Regions from separate parts of the Homo sapiens genome. Here regions 2, 3 and 4 are each linked to region 1. Evidence: chromatin contacts called from ENCODE Hi-C or POLR2A ChIA-PET data. All regions are on one chromosome and are shown on one strand. Each heading gives the region's core, a stretch centred on a gene start or an enhancer-like site at or near the end of the contact. The rest is flanking DNA. Distances are from core to core; before and after follow the strand shown. Region 1 holds the start of GDAP2 (ganglioside induced differentiation associated protein 2). Region 2 overlaps TSPAN2 (tetraspanin 2). Region 3 holds the start of LINC01765 (long intergenic non-protein coding RNA 1765). Region 4 holds the start of SEC22B (SEC22 homolog B, vesicle trafficking protein).

What was found. A loop is a pair of places that touch in the nucleus more often than their neighbours do. ChIA-PET counts read pairs that join two places held with the same protein, here RNA polymerase II (POLR2A). Pooled maps may share reads with other maps.
Region 2: a pooled map shows a loop between it and region 1 (11-fold over the local background). The contact joins the enhancer-like site here to the promoter of GDAP2 in region 1. A Hi-C loop is called at or near these places in 4 of 50 pooled maps.
Region 3: a loop to region 1 is called in a pooled map, with 8 times the contacts of the local background. The contact joins the promoter of LINC01765 here to the promoter of GDAP2 in region 1. A Hi-C loop is called at or near these places in 5 of 50 pooled maps.
Region 4: a loop to region 1 is called in a pooled map, with 20 times the contacts of the local background. The contact joins the promoter of SEC22B here to the promoter of GDAP2 in region 1. A Hi-C loop is called at or near these places in 1 of 37 single-sample maps with no recorded cell type and 7 of 50 pooled maps. POLR2A ChIA-PET finds 5 or more read pairs at or near these places in 1 of 52 experiments (MCF 10A).

Annotation. Positions count from the first base shown.
Region 1 is chr1:117,928,116-117,931,062 of GRCh38, reverse strand. It overlaps GDAP2 (ganglioside induced differentiation associated protein 2), which reads left to right and starts at 1,442. Exons shown (of 14, transcript NM_017686.4): 1 at 1,442-1,615. It overlaps WDR3 (WD repeat domain 3), which reads right to left and starts at 1,324. Exons shown (of 27, transcript NM_006784.3): 1 at 1,281-1,324. RefSeq lists enhancers at 1,172-1,341, 1,223-1,517.
Region 2 is chr1:115,061,358-115,064,304 of GRCh38, reverse strand. TSPAN2 (tetraspanin 2) reads left to right here. Exons shown (of 8, transcript NM_005725.6): 3 at 2,073-2,170. Among named protein-coding and RNA genes, the nearest start is that of TSPAN2, 27 kb to the left of the region's middle. RefSeq lists an enhancer at 1,450-1,973. Within about 2 kb of position 1,469, at least 24 of the 41 ENCODE cell types and tissues checked have a DNase peak (open chromatin) inside an H3K27ac peak, as active enhancers do.
Region 3 is chr1:115,097,950-115,100,896 of GRCh38, reverse strand. LINC01765 (long intergenic non-protein coding RNA 1765) reads right to left here and starts at 1,250. Exons shown (of 2, transcript XR_947722.3): 1 at 1,146-1,250. RefSeq lists an enhancer at 1,140-1,199.
Region 4 is chr1:120,174,993-120,177,939 of GRCh38, reverse strand. It overlaps SEC22B (SEC22 homolog B, vesicle trafficking protein), which reads left to right and starts at 1,420. Exons shown (of 5, transcript NM_004892.6): 1 at 1,420-1,633. The coding sequence starts at 1,559. RefSeq lists enhancers at 1,259-1,388, 1,167-1,732, 1,429-1,798, 1,733-2,298.

The DNA of each region.
Region 1 (2,947 bases), core at 193-2,692:
GGCAGAAAGATCACTTGAGTCCAGAAGTTCGAGGTTGCAGTGAGCTATGATCACGCCACTGCACTCCAGCCTGGGTGACAGTGAGACTCTGTCTCTAAAAATAAATAAACAAATTCTCCACAATAACACCACAAGGGAAGTCACTCTTCCTATCTCTATTTTACAGACAAGGAACTCAGACCCAGAGATGGCAAATTGCTAACTCAAAGTCATTTAGCAGCTAATTGCCAAAGCCAGATCCCAATCCAGCCAGTCTAACTCCAAAATTTCTGCTTTTAACCACTATGCTAAACTGCTTCTCTTTGCCTCTTTCTCTTTAGTCAATTCCACCTGACTGTTACTCTGAAACAGGATCCCTTTCTCTCCAGCACTTTCAGTTCCAGCTCTTTATCACTGGATTACTGCACTGATTTTCCACCTAGCACCTCCGCCTCCATGTTTTTCACTCTTTTCATTTAAACGTCATAATACTACCGACTAATCTTTTCAAATGAGCTTTCCCTATCCTAAAGCCTTGAAAAGGCTAAATCGTTTGCCAGTTTCCAAAAACTCATCCTATCTAACCCCCGTATTTCTCGAATAAACCTTCCTGTCAGGCTGGCTAGTTTCCTTCCTCGTCCCGCGACCTTGTATTCTTCATATTATTCGTTTTACTTAGAATAACATCCATGTTCTCCTCTACTTCTTTTAACTAATATTATCTTCTGAGGCCCACTTCCTTTCGAGTAAGCCCAATTCTAGCAGCCTTTTTTCATCGCCTCGATATTTAAACTACCTCCCATACAACTTGCACTGTTCACTTTGTTCCACGTGCACAGCTTTCGCCTCCTTTCTGACAGTTCACGACCAAACCTTCTTCCGAGACCCCATGATCTCCGCTTCCTAACCTACAGCCCCCAAAACGATGTTTCCAAGATGCACTGAAGGCCTGGACCGTGGCAACAGACCTGCCACACATTCCTAAACGAGTCTTCGGTCAGGGGAGGGTGACGGAGGGTTCCACACACCGAACACACGGTCATATCATCCTCAGGCCAGCCCGTGCACACGCACGGTCAGGCAGCTCTGCTCAGCACCCGCAACCGCGCCGAGTAGCTGAGGGGCTTCCAAGTACTGCTGTGGGGACGCCCGTAGTTACCTGAGTTCCCCCAGCCCTAGCAACCGGCCTTTAACACGCCCGTCTCGGCTGCTGCTGACATCACGAACGCCTCAGCCAGAATCTGCAAAATCGGAGCCGCAGATAATGCTCTCCGCCCCAACCACGCACCTCCAGGACTCACCTCAGCCTCCACGAGGCTCCCAGCCGATTGGACCCGCCCACAAGACCTGCCCCTTCCGGGTCCGTTCCGGAAGCCTCTTCCGCCAGAGGTTCCCTTTGCCTTCTAGGAGGAAATGACGGAGAAAGCCGGGCGCTGATTGGTGAGCTCTGGCCAGGAGCGGAAGCCGGTGTTTCGCAGCCCAGAGCATTTGCAGCTGGTCACTCCAGTCTCCTGGGACTTTGACTCGCCGTACTCGGCGCGCTCCTGCTGAGGGTCGCCGGAGATGTCGCTCGGCCGCCTTCTACCAGGAGCCTGATCCGTGCCGCCCGCCGCCCGGATGGGACCACCAGAGTGCTGTGAGAGGAGGGACTGAGGCCGGGAGGGAAGGCGGGGCGGAGAGGGCCGGGGGCGCGGTCCGAGGCGCTCGGGACTCGGCCCTGGTCAGGATTGCAGGCTGAGGGTTAGTTCTGTCACTTCTCTTGAAGAACGAGCCTGGCGCCACTTCCTCGCATGTTGGTTAGGTTCTTTCCCGAGGCGTTGTCGGGGACGCCGTCTCTACGAGAAGTGAAAGGGTGGGCAGTCGGCGGGCACTAGGAACAGTGGTGCTGTAGCCAAGGAGGCGGGCGCCCTAGGGTGCAGGTGAAATGGGGCAGGCGGGAGCTCTTGCTGGTTGTAGTCCCAAAGACAAGTCCGTGTTGCCGTTCCTGTGGACTGGACATTCTACGGAACCGAGAGCACCTCGGGTGAGGGGTGGGTAGACGCTGAGCCCAGGATGGTGCGTTGTCTAGGTTCCCGCAATCCCTGGAGTGACACTGGCCTGGCTTTGTGTTTCCGCTCTCTGGCCGCTTGAGGGGGAAGTGACCAAGGCTGACTCCTCCTTGTTTGCTCACTGAGACTTAAGTGCTCTTTCACCAAGTGGGAATTAGCTTTTCTCTCTTGCATTTCTGCTACTTTTATTCTTGAGCTGCATAGAAGTGTTTAGAAATGAGTTCTGATGTCTAGAGCTGTGCAAAATTAAAGCTAACATAGCTGTACAAAAGAAGATCCTGCCGGCGCTTCTTGAACAAGGTATCTGCAGCCAGCCTAGAAATTAGACTTTTGTCTACATTATCTGATTTTCTTTAGAGTTTCCTGAGCTTAATGCATGTTCAGCTAATCTTCCATATTCAAGAAAATTGCAATAGCAAAGAATGCGTATGATGAGACTGTGGACAGCTGTAGCAGCATAGGAGTTTTGAAACAAGATTGCTGTGTATTGGATAAATGAGAAGGGAAGAAATTGTGGCCACAAACTATTATTTTAATAAGCTTGGTGGGAAAGGGAGCATTTGAGTGGGTATGTATGGTTAATATCCCTGACAGGTGCTGTGCATTATATTATTATGGGGAGAAGTGTGTGCTTCAATGGAAAACTACATAGTTTAGATTCTATCTTAACACCCCTTGGAATAACTAATTCTAAAAAAGCTATTTTTCAGTTACGTAAACTAGGTAAGTGACATCAATGCTAAATAATTATTGTCAAGACATGCGAATTCTCTCAGAGATTCAGTGGAAGTTTTGCCTCCTTTTGCACATTTATTTCAATATTCCTGCTCTAAGGTGTCTAATTCTGGGATTTTCTTTATCTTCTCTGCCTGGTTCCATTTTGAGTTAAATAAAATCTTGAACACGGGTTTGGTTTTATA
Region 2 (2,947 bases), core at 220-2,719, 2.9 Mb after region 1:
ATGGTGTTGTTGCTGCCGCCCTGCATTCAGCTCGCTTCTGTGGGGTGGTCAAATAGAAGTGTGGGATGGGAATTGGGGCTGCAGGCCAGGGCATCCTGCCTACAGCCATCTTGACTCTCAGACCTCCATTTGTAAAACAGAAATAATAGTCCTTGCTTACCTAACCACGTTGTTTTGAGAAGCCAATAAGATGATGGAAGTGAGAGCTTTGAAAACATTGCAACACAGTGAATGACTTTTTTTTTTCTTTTTCAACTTTCATTTTAGAATCAGGGGGTACATGGGCAGGTTTGTTACAAAGGTACATTGAGTGATGCCGAGATTGGGGGTATGACTGAACCTGTCACTGAGGTAATGAATATAGTATCCAATAGTTAGTTTTTCAACACCTGTGCCCCTCTAGTAGTCCCCAGTATCTATCATTCCCATCTTTATGTCCATGTGTACCCAATATTTAGCTCCTACTTATAAGTGAGAACATGCGGTATTTGATGTTCTGTTCCTGTGATAGTTTGCTTAGGATAATGGCCTCCAGCTGCATTCATGTTGCTGCAAAGGGCATGATTTTGTTCTTTTTTATGGCTGCATAGTATTCCATGGTGTATATGTACCACATTTTCTTTATCCTATCTACCATTGATGGGCACCTGGGTTGATTCCATACCTTTGCCGTTGTGAATAGTGCTGCAGTGAACATGTACCCTTTTGACAGAATGACTTATTTTCCTTTAGGTATTTACCCAGCAATGGGATTGCCGGGTCGAGTGGTAGTTCAACTCAGTTGTTTGAGTCATCTCCAAACTGCCTTCTGCAGTGGCTGTACTGATTTACATTCGCAACATTGTATAAAGTGTCCCCTTTACTCCCAGCCTTGCCAACATCTGTTATTTTTGACTTTTTAACAAAAGCCATTCTGACTGGTATGAGATGGTATCTCATTGTGGTTTTGATTTGCATTTCTCTGATGATTAGAGATGACGAGCATTATTTCATGTTTGTTGCTCGCTTGCATGTCTTCTTTGGAGAATTGTCTGTTTATGTCTTTTGCCCACTTTTTAATGGAGTTATTTGCCTTTTGCTTGTTGATTTGTTTAAGTTCCTTACAGATTCTGGATATTAGACCTTTGGTGAAAGACATTTTTAAAACAATAAAGTGTTGAGGTAGTGGGGCCAACAACACTATTATTTTTAATATGATATCATTTCTCACATTACCACATCCATTCCCTCATGAAATTATTCTTTTAGAGAAAAGGGAAAGGGAGGAGGTGGTAGAGCTAGAACAGCAGGAAATAAATACCCACCTCAGGACTGCAGAGCAGCAAGGCCTCAGGGCCCTGAAAAGAACGCTGAGGCCAGGTCCGGGTGGGGCAGGAAGCAGAGCAGCCTCGCCTGTGGCTCCTACTAGGTCTGTAAACTGCCAGATCTGCCCGCAAACCACCATCAGCAACCCAGAGGCGCCCCAGGAAGCACCCTGAATGCCAGGCCCAGGGGTTCCCCACAGAGGCGGGGCACCAGCCCCCACCCTCCCTATTAATGGGAGTGGTTTCCAGGTGACTCATATGAGTAAAATGCAAAAAATGAAATAGAGACCATTAACATGATTCCAAGTAAGACAAGTGCCAAGTCCCATATTGTATTCTAACTTATCTCAGGATCAGAGAAGGAAATACAAAAAGGCTTGGCTTTAGTTCTCTCAGAACCAGAGCATTTCTGTCCTTTTCTTTCTCTGTAAGAACTGTACGTGGGGCTTGCCTAAGCAGTAAGTGAAATCCCCACCTGAATGATGGCTGCCTCCATCACTAGAGATGCAAGACAGAGTCGGAGTGTTGGGCAGGCTTTTGAGGCTCATGGCTATTTTTCTCCCGGCTCTGCCAAACACCAGCTCTATGACCTTAAGCAAATCGCTTTACCTTTTGGGGCCCAGTTCCTCCGTGTCAAACATGGCAGTAAGAATAGCACCTCCTTTTGGTACTATTAGAATGCTCTGCAGTGCCCAGAGTCTTAAGCCTAGTTGGTCGTGGAGGCACTCGGTTGGCTCTCAGTGGTCTCCTCTGACCTCTTCCCCACAGGGCTGTATGTTCTGGTTGGAGCCGGGGCCCTGATGATGGCCGTGGGGTTCTTCGGGTGCTGCGGAGCCATGCGGGAGTCGCAATGTGTGCTTGGATCAGTAAGTGGGGCGAGGGGGTAAATGGTGGGGTGGGGGTGAGGGAGCGGCCTGCATCTGAAGGGAGTCAGTGCCTCTGGCCCCTGGCTCCAGCTCCTCCGTGGACTCTCTGAGCCCTTGGCATGCACTTTTCCTCCCTCAGTCTTGGTTTCTCCATCTCTTATATATGAATAATACTAACTAGGGCCGGGTGCCATGACTCACGCCTGTAATCCCAGCACTTTGGGAGGCTGAGGCAGGAGGATCTCTGGAGCCCAGGAGTTTAAGACTAGCTTGGGCAACACAGGGAGACCTAGTCTCTACCGGGTGTGATGGCACACACCTGTGGTCCCAGCTACTCAGGAGGCTGAGGCAGGAGGATCACTTAAGACCAGGAGTTGGGAGGCTGCAGTGAGCCATGACTGTACCACTGCACTCCAACCTGGGCGACAGAGCAAAACCTTGTCTTGAAAAAAGAAAAAAGAAAAAAAATATTATCTTTGTTCCTGCCTTATATGGGAAGTGTGAAAAGAAATGACGTCATTGGTGTAAAGATGTTTTGGGAGTAAAAGTACTTAGTAATTGTAAGGGGTGACTATGATTGTTCTTTAAAAAAAAATATTTCACAGTGGGTGAGGCAGCTAAAAGGTTTCTATAGCCAGGGAAGTGCTGTTATCTACAAGGAAAACATTTATGTTTGAGATCAATAACTTAACCAAAATCCCTCTTGTGGCTTATTTTAACAAGCAACCTCTGTTTAAAACAAAAATCAAATAATTTCAATTAACTGCTATACATTCT
Region 3 (2,947 bases), core at 1-2,500, 2.8 Mb after region 1:
CAGAACACACCACTGAAGGACAATCTGGGCTGGACTTTTTTGTTTTTGTGAAAAGATCATATACAATTTTTTAATGCTTACAAGGCTATTCAAACTTCTAATTTTCATTGAGTGCATTCTGATGTTACTTTTCAAAGGAATCAGTCCATTTTACCTACCTTTCAAATTTATTTGCAGTTGTTTATATTATCCTATTATTATCTAAATCTCTGCAGATCTGGAGTTATTAATCTTTTTTTTTTCCTGACATTGGTTATTTGTGCAATCTCTCTTTTTCTTGATTATTTTCAACAGAAGTTACTGATATATTTAGGTATAAATTTACCATCTCATTGTATGTTTTCAATTTAGTCTACCTGTTTTACATTTCTTTTGTTCTCTGTGATGGTTAATTTTACATGTCAACTTGACTAGGCCAGGGGGGCCCCAAATATTTGGTCAAACATTATTCTGGGTATGCCTGTGAGGGTGTAAATTGGTAGACCAAGTAAAATAGATTACCATTCTTAAAGGGCAGCTCTCATCTGCTCAGCTGAAGGCCTGAATAGGACAAAAGGGTTGACCCTTTTGCAAGTAAAAAGGAACTCCTTCCTGAGTGCTTGACCTGGGACATAGATCTTTTCCTGTTTTTGGACTTGAACTGAAACATCAGCTCTCCTTGGGTCTGGAGTCTGACAGCATTCAGACTAGAACCCCACTATTAGCTCTCCTGGGTCTCCAGCTTGCTGACTGCAGACCTCAGGACTGTCAGCCTCCATAATCACATGAGCCAACTCCTTATAATAAATCTCTTATATGAATATATAATGTCTGACTAATATAGACAATCTTGCACCTTGCTTTAGAATGTAAAGGTACTTAAGTACCTACAATTTTGCTCTCAGCCTTTGGGGCCTCTGTTAAACCTTAAAGTCAACAAGAGAAGTCACATTAAAATTCTGCCAGACTATTACTCAGTAATTTTTTAAACTCTTTCCTAATTTGGATGATTCAAATGGGGATCATCTGTGAGGCACAATAAATATTCAGACTTAGACCTCAGACCTGGATGAGTTATGTTCCTCTCCTTCCCCCAACTGGCTGCACGAGTGAAAACAAAAATGGGCTAGTTGTTCCCATAGGGTCCTATGAAAACAAACAGTTACCTTTTGAGTTTGCTCTCTTCTCTTGTTTCAAAGTCCCCTCTCTTTCTTCACTCATGTCCCCACAAGCAGGTATAAACTTTCTCTCACTAGCAAATAACAGAAACTGAAAAATGATCAAAGGAAGCTACTGCTGCCTGCATGCTGCTGGGAAAACATCGTAAAAGGAGCACCCAGCAACCTGTGACCATGGAGATGGTTTGTAATCAGCAAGCCAGGGCCCTCGCTTTCCTTCCTTCTCTGGGCATCCAATAGACGGTTGGTTTAGAAACTCTGAGCCCACAGACTATTTTCCAACAACAGCTGCATAGCAACAGGGTTCCTATGCTGTAAACCCAGCAGTCAAAAACTGCTCGTGTTTGCTTATCAAAACCAAAGTTACGATAGCAGGCACACCGGGCTTCCTTTTCTAGCAGTAGGGCAGATTTGATATCCTGAACTACCTTCTCGACTGAAACTAAGACCCTGGATAAAATATGTAAGAATGTAAAAATAAAACCACATCGTTGAGCTAGCACAAAAGGAAGAGAATCTACAAAGGCCAAAATGAAGTGAAAGCAAGAACTCGAAGTAAGCAGGCACCAAAGCCACCTTTTGCCCTGGGTTTCGGTTTCGACAGCTGCAACCGCTTGGGGTTTGTGAAGTAAAGCCTAAAATGCCATTAATATAGACAGTGTATTAGGAGACCTCACCCAAACCTGGTACCTCCTCCCAAAGGATACACCCTCAAGGGAAGAGTAGACAAGAAATAAACCCATCATGCAAAAGACGACAAAGAAATGTATACGTTTTGGACTTGGTGTTGGAGTGGGGAAAATCTCCCCTGAGACCTTGTCACCACAAGCCAGCCTTCAAATGGATTTGTTGTCTGAATTAACACTATGGTACTGCCTTGAGATGATTTGCAGAAGGCAAAGAAAATCCTCTCTGGAGGAATAAAATCTCAACTAAGGACTCAAAGAATTCCCACAAATTTCCAAGGAAAGTAAGCAGTTTACAGCTTTAAAAAAATCACATAATACACAAGGAACAAGACACTAAAATCAATACGTAGAAAAGTCCACAGGCAGCAAAGTCTGATCACAGAGAGTTCAGATACTAGGGTTATGAGACATATAATACAAAATGGTACTACAACTCCACCCTTGCTTATTTTCCTTGTTTCCAAATGCAAGCCCCCATCAGTGTCTGGTTCTCAGTCCCATTCTATTTCTGCAGAAACACTGCTCTCGCTTTTCTTCTCCTTCAACCTCTCTCTCCCCAGGCACCTTCCCCCAGGACTATGAACACATTTAAATCTTCCCCATTAAGAAAGGAAGGAAGAAAAGGAAAAAGAAAAGAAGCTTGCTTCCACTCATCTTGCTGCACCACTCACAACTAAGCCTCTTGAAAGAGCAATTGTTCAGAATGGTATTGCCTAGGTTGTCTTCCAGGGTTTCTATACTTTGGGGTTTTACATTTAAGTATTTAATCCATCTTGAGTTGATTTTTGTGTATGTTGTAAGGAAGGGGTCCAGTTTTAATCTTCTGCATATGGCTAGCCAGTTCTCCCAGCACCATTTATTGAATAGGGAGTCTTTTCCCTATTGCTTGTTTTTGTCAGGTTTGTCAAAGATCAGATAGTTGCAGGTGTGCAGCCTCTATTCTCTATTCTGTTCCATTTGTCTATGTGTCTACTGTTGTACCAATACTGTGCTGTTTTGGTTACTGTAGCCCTATAGTATAGTTGGAAGTCCGGTAATGTGATGCCTCCAGCTTAGTTATTTTTGGTTAGGGCTGTCTTGACTATTTGGGCTCTTTTTTGG
Region 4 (2,947 bases), core at 171-2,670, 2.2 Mb before region 1:
CTATTGAAATAAGAATCTTTTTAATAAAGAAAATGCCACACAAAAATAATATTGGTTTTCTTCTAATCCTGAAGGCCAATATAAAAGGTAACAAAAGCCTGAGCTCTTTAATTAATGGGTACAAGTTAAGACAGAATCACATCAGGATTTGAAGTTGAACCTGAGCTCAAATCCTGTTCCCATCACTGCTAGCTCTCTGAGGCTTTCCTCTCAACTACAAAGTGGAGATATAATACTAAACAAGCTTACTGGGTTGCTTAACTAATATCTAGAACATACTTAACAGTGTTTCTATTAATGCGAGAACTAACTGTAAGCACTTAGTAAAGAGTAGTCATTATTAAGCAATGATAAATAAAAGCATTTGTATAATTCTTTTTTTAGCTTTTGAAAGCCTTGCACCTAGATTTTCTCATCTAATATTCATTAAAACCCTGAAAGGCCGATCATATCCCCACTTTAGAGATGGGGACACCAAAAAACAAAGAGATGGGAACACCTAGATATATCAGAGATCCTAGTTTTTATTTTATTTATTTATTTATTTATTTTTTTTTTTTGAGACAGAGTGTCGCTCTGTTGCCCAAGCTGGAGTACAGTGACGCAACCTCGGTTCACTGCAAGCTCCGCCTCCCGGGTTCACGCCATTCTGCCTCAGCCTCCCGAGTGAGTAGCTGGGACCACAGGCGTCCGCCACCGCGCCCGGCTAATTTTTTTGTGTTTTTTTAGTAGAGACGGGGTTTCACCATGTTAGCCAGGATGGTCTCGATCTCCTGACCTCGTGATCCGCCCGCCTCGGCCTCCCATAGTGCTTGGATTACAGGCGTGAGCCACCGCGCCCGGCCTGATCCTAGCTTTTTGTAGGTGACTGACCTAGGTGGTACAAGATGTCCTGTACTTGTTCATTTATTCACACATACAACACATATTTATTGACTTCTTACCATAAACTGTTTAAGGAGCCTGGTGGGGATACCGCATAAACAAACAAGCAAAAATAGACAAAAATCTTTGTCTAGAAATATATAAATATAGAACATTTTATAGAATATATGACATAGAAAACAGAAAAAAATAAATATGAAAATAGCCTAATTTTCAGGGTTTTCCTTTTTTTACATACCCTTCATGGTTAACGGTTAGTGGTTAATGGGGATTACCCATTAACTCCCACCCTCCTTCCCAGCTCTCTCCCAAGACTTAGTTTCAGGAACTAGAAAATTCTGATTCAGCTTGGGTGCAATGGCCGCTCAAAGGGCGAGGCTTATTCGAAGCCTCAAATTCAGAAAACCCAGCCAGACCTTGGAAGTTAAGAAGGTGGAAGGCAGATCGCGGAACCAGTGTTCTGATAGTTGTGGTTCTCTGAGGGAAGCCAATTCTGGGGACCGGTAGTGGAAAGCTCTTGCGCTGTTTCCGGCCACCTCAGCGGGAAGCGGAGACGCAAGCAGCTGGATCTCCGGTAACTGAGACATAGGGTATAACTGTTGTCGCGGCGGAGGAAGTGAGGACGGCGCCAAGGGCCTTCCGGGCCAGTGTTGGATCCCTGTAGTTTGTGAAGATGGTGTTGCTAACAATGATCGCCCGAGTGGCGGACGGGCTCCCGCTGGCCGCCTCGATGCAGGAGGACGAACAGGTGAGCTGCTTACTCACGACCCGCGACCCCAAGTCTCTGTCAGCGCGCTTTGCCCTCAGCATCGGATTCCTTCCTAGGACCGGGAGACCTTTGTGACTTCCCGGGCACTCCCGACCTCTCTGAAGTGCGCTTTTATCTTTTGGTGTAGGAGAGACTACCGGCGAAGAGGAAATCTTTCCTGAAGGAGGAGTTAAGTTTTTTGTGTTAGCTGTTTCTCTTTAGAAAAACGCTCTGGAGAAGTGGTAGCTTTGGTTGATTGTGATCACCCAGTGTTCTTTGACTCTTTAGGGACTTTGTTAAAATTCAGGATTTCTAATTTTCTGCTGCTAATAGGACTGCTGATGGATAAATCCTGGGAAAAAATCAGCCAAGTTCTTCAAGTCTATAACGTGGCACCTGATCCTTGACCTAGCTTGCTGACATCTTTTGAAAGTGGGTGAGGTAATATTGCCACATAAAAGCACCTGTTAAATTTCAGTACATCACATTCTTTCAGGATTATCCCCAGTTCCCACCTTCTCCAATACGCCGTACCACATTCCTGCAATACATTGTAACTTATTTTTTTCTTTGTCTTTCAATAACTTGAGTTTCCTAGCGGGCAAACGACGGGTCTTAATCATCTCTTTGTTATCCATACCTTTTACAATAGCTGCTTTATGCTAGTAGGTGCTCAAAAGTATACTGAATTGATTAAAAACAGCACTAACTCCAGATGTCTTAAAAGAAAGATGTTTTGTGTTTTAGAAACACAGTGGAAATTTCTGAAGTAAGACAAGTTTCTGGAGCAAGCTTGGGAGGTTCTGAAGACAAAGCTGAGAATGGAATTTATATAATTTGTTTAAAGTGATCAATTTTATTTTACTTTTCCATACAGTCTAAGTAAAACCTTGAGCCTTAAAAAAAGATGAGATATTGAAAAAATAGTTTGCACATTTCTTCTGTTGGACTTTTCATTCATATATTAATGCAAAAAATTTTTACTGAGCACATCAAATGTGCCAGGCATAGTGTTAATGCAGGGAGTTAGAGTACACAGTCTCTACCTTTGTGGAGCTTACAGTCTAGTGGAAAAATCAGATAACCAACAAACTATTAAAATGTAGTTTAACTGCTAAGGAGAAGGAAGAGGGTTTTGTGCTTGAACATGGAAAATATATCTAAGTTGGTTTTAGGAAATCAGGAAAGTCTTCCCAGAAGGTATGACACTAAGGTAACAGTAGGATCCAGTAGTAAGGAACTATTATTCTATTTGGTTATATGCCTTTTTAGGTTTGATTTGGAAATATAGTTACTTTCACTTTTAGGAGAGTG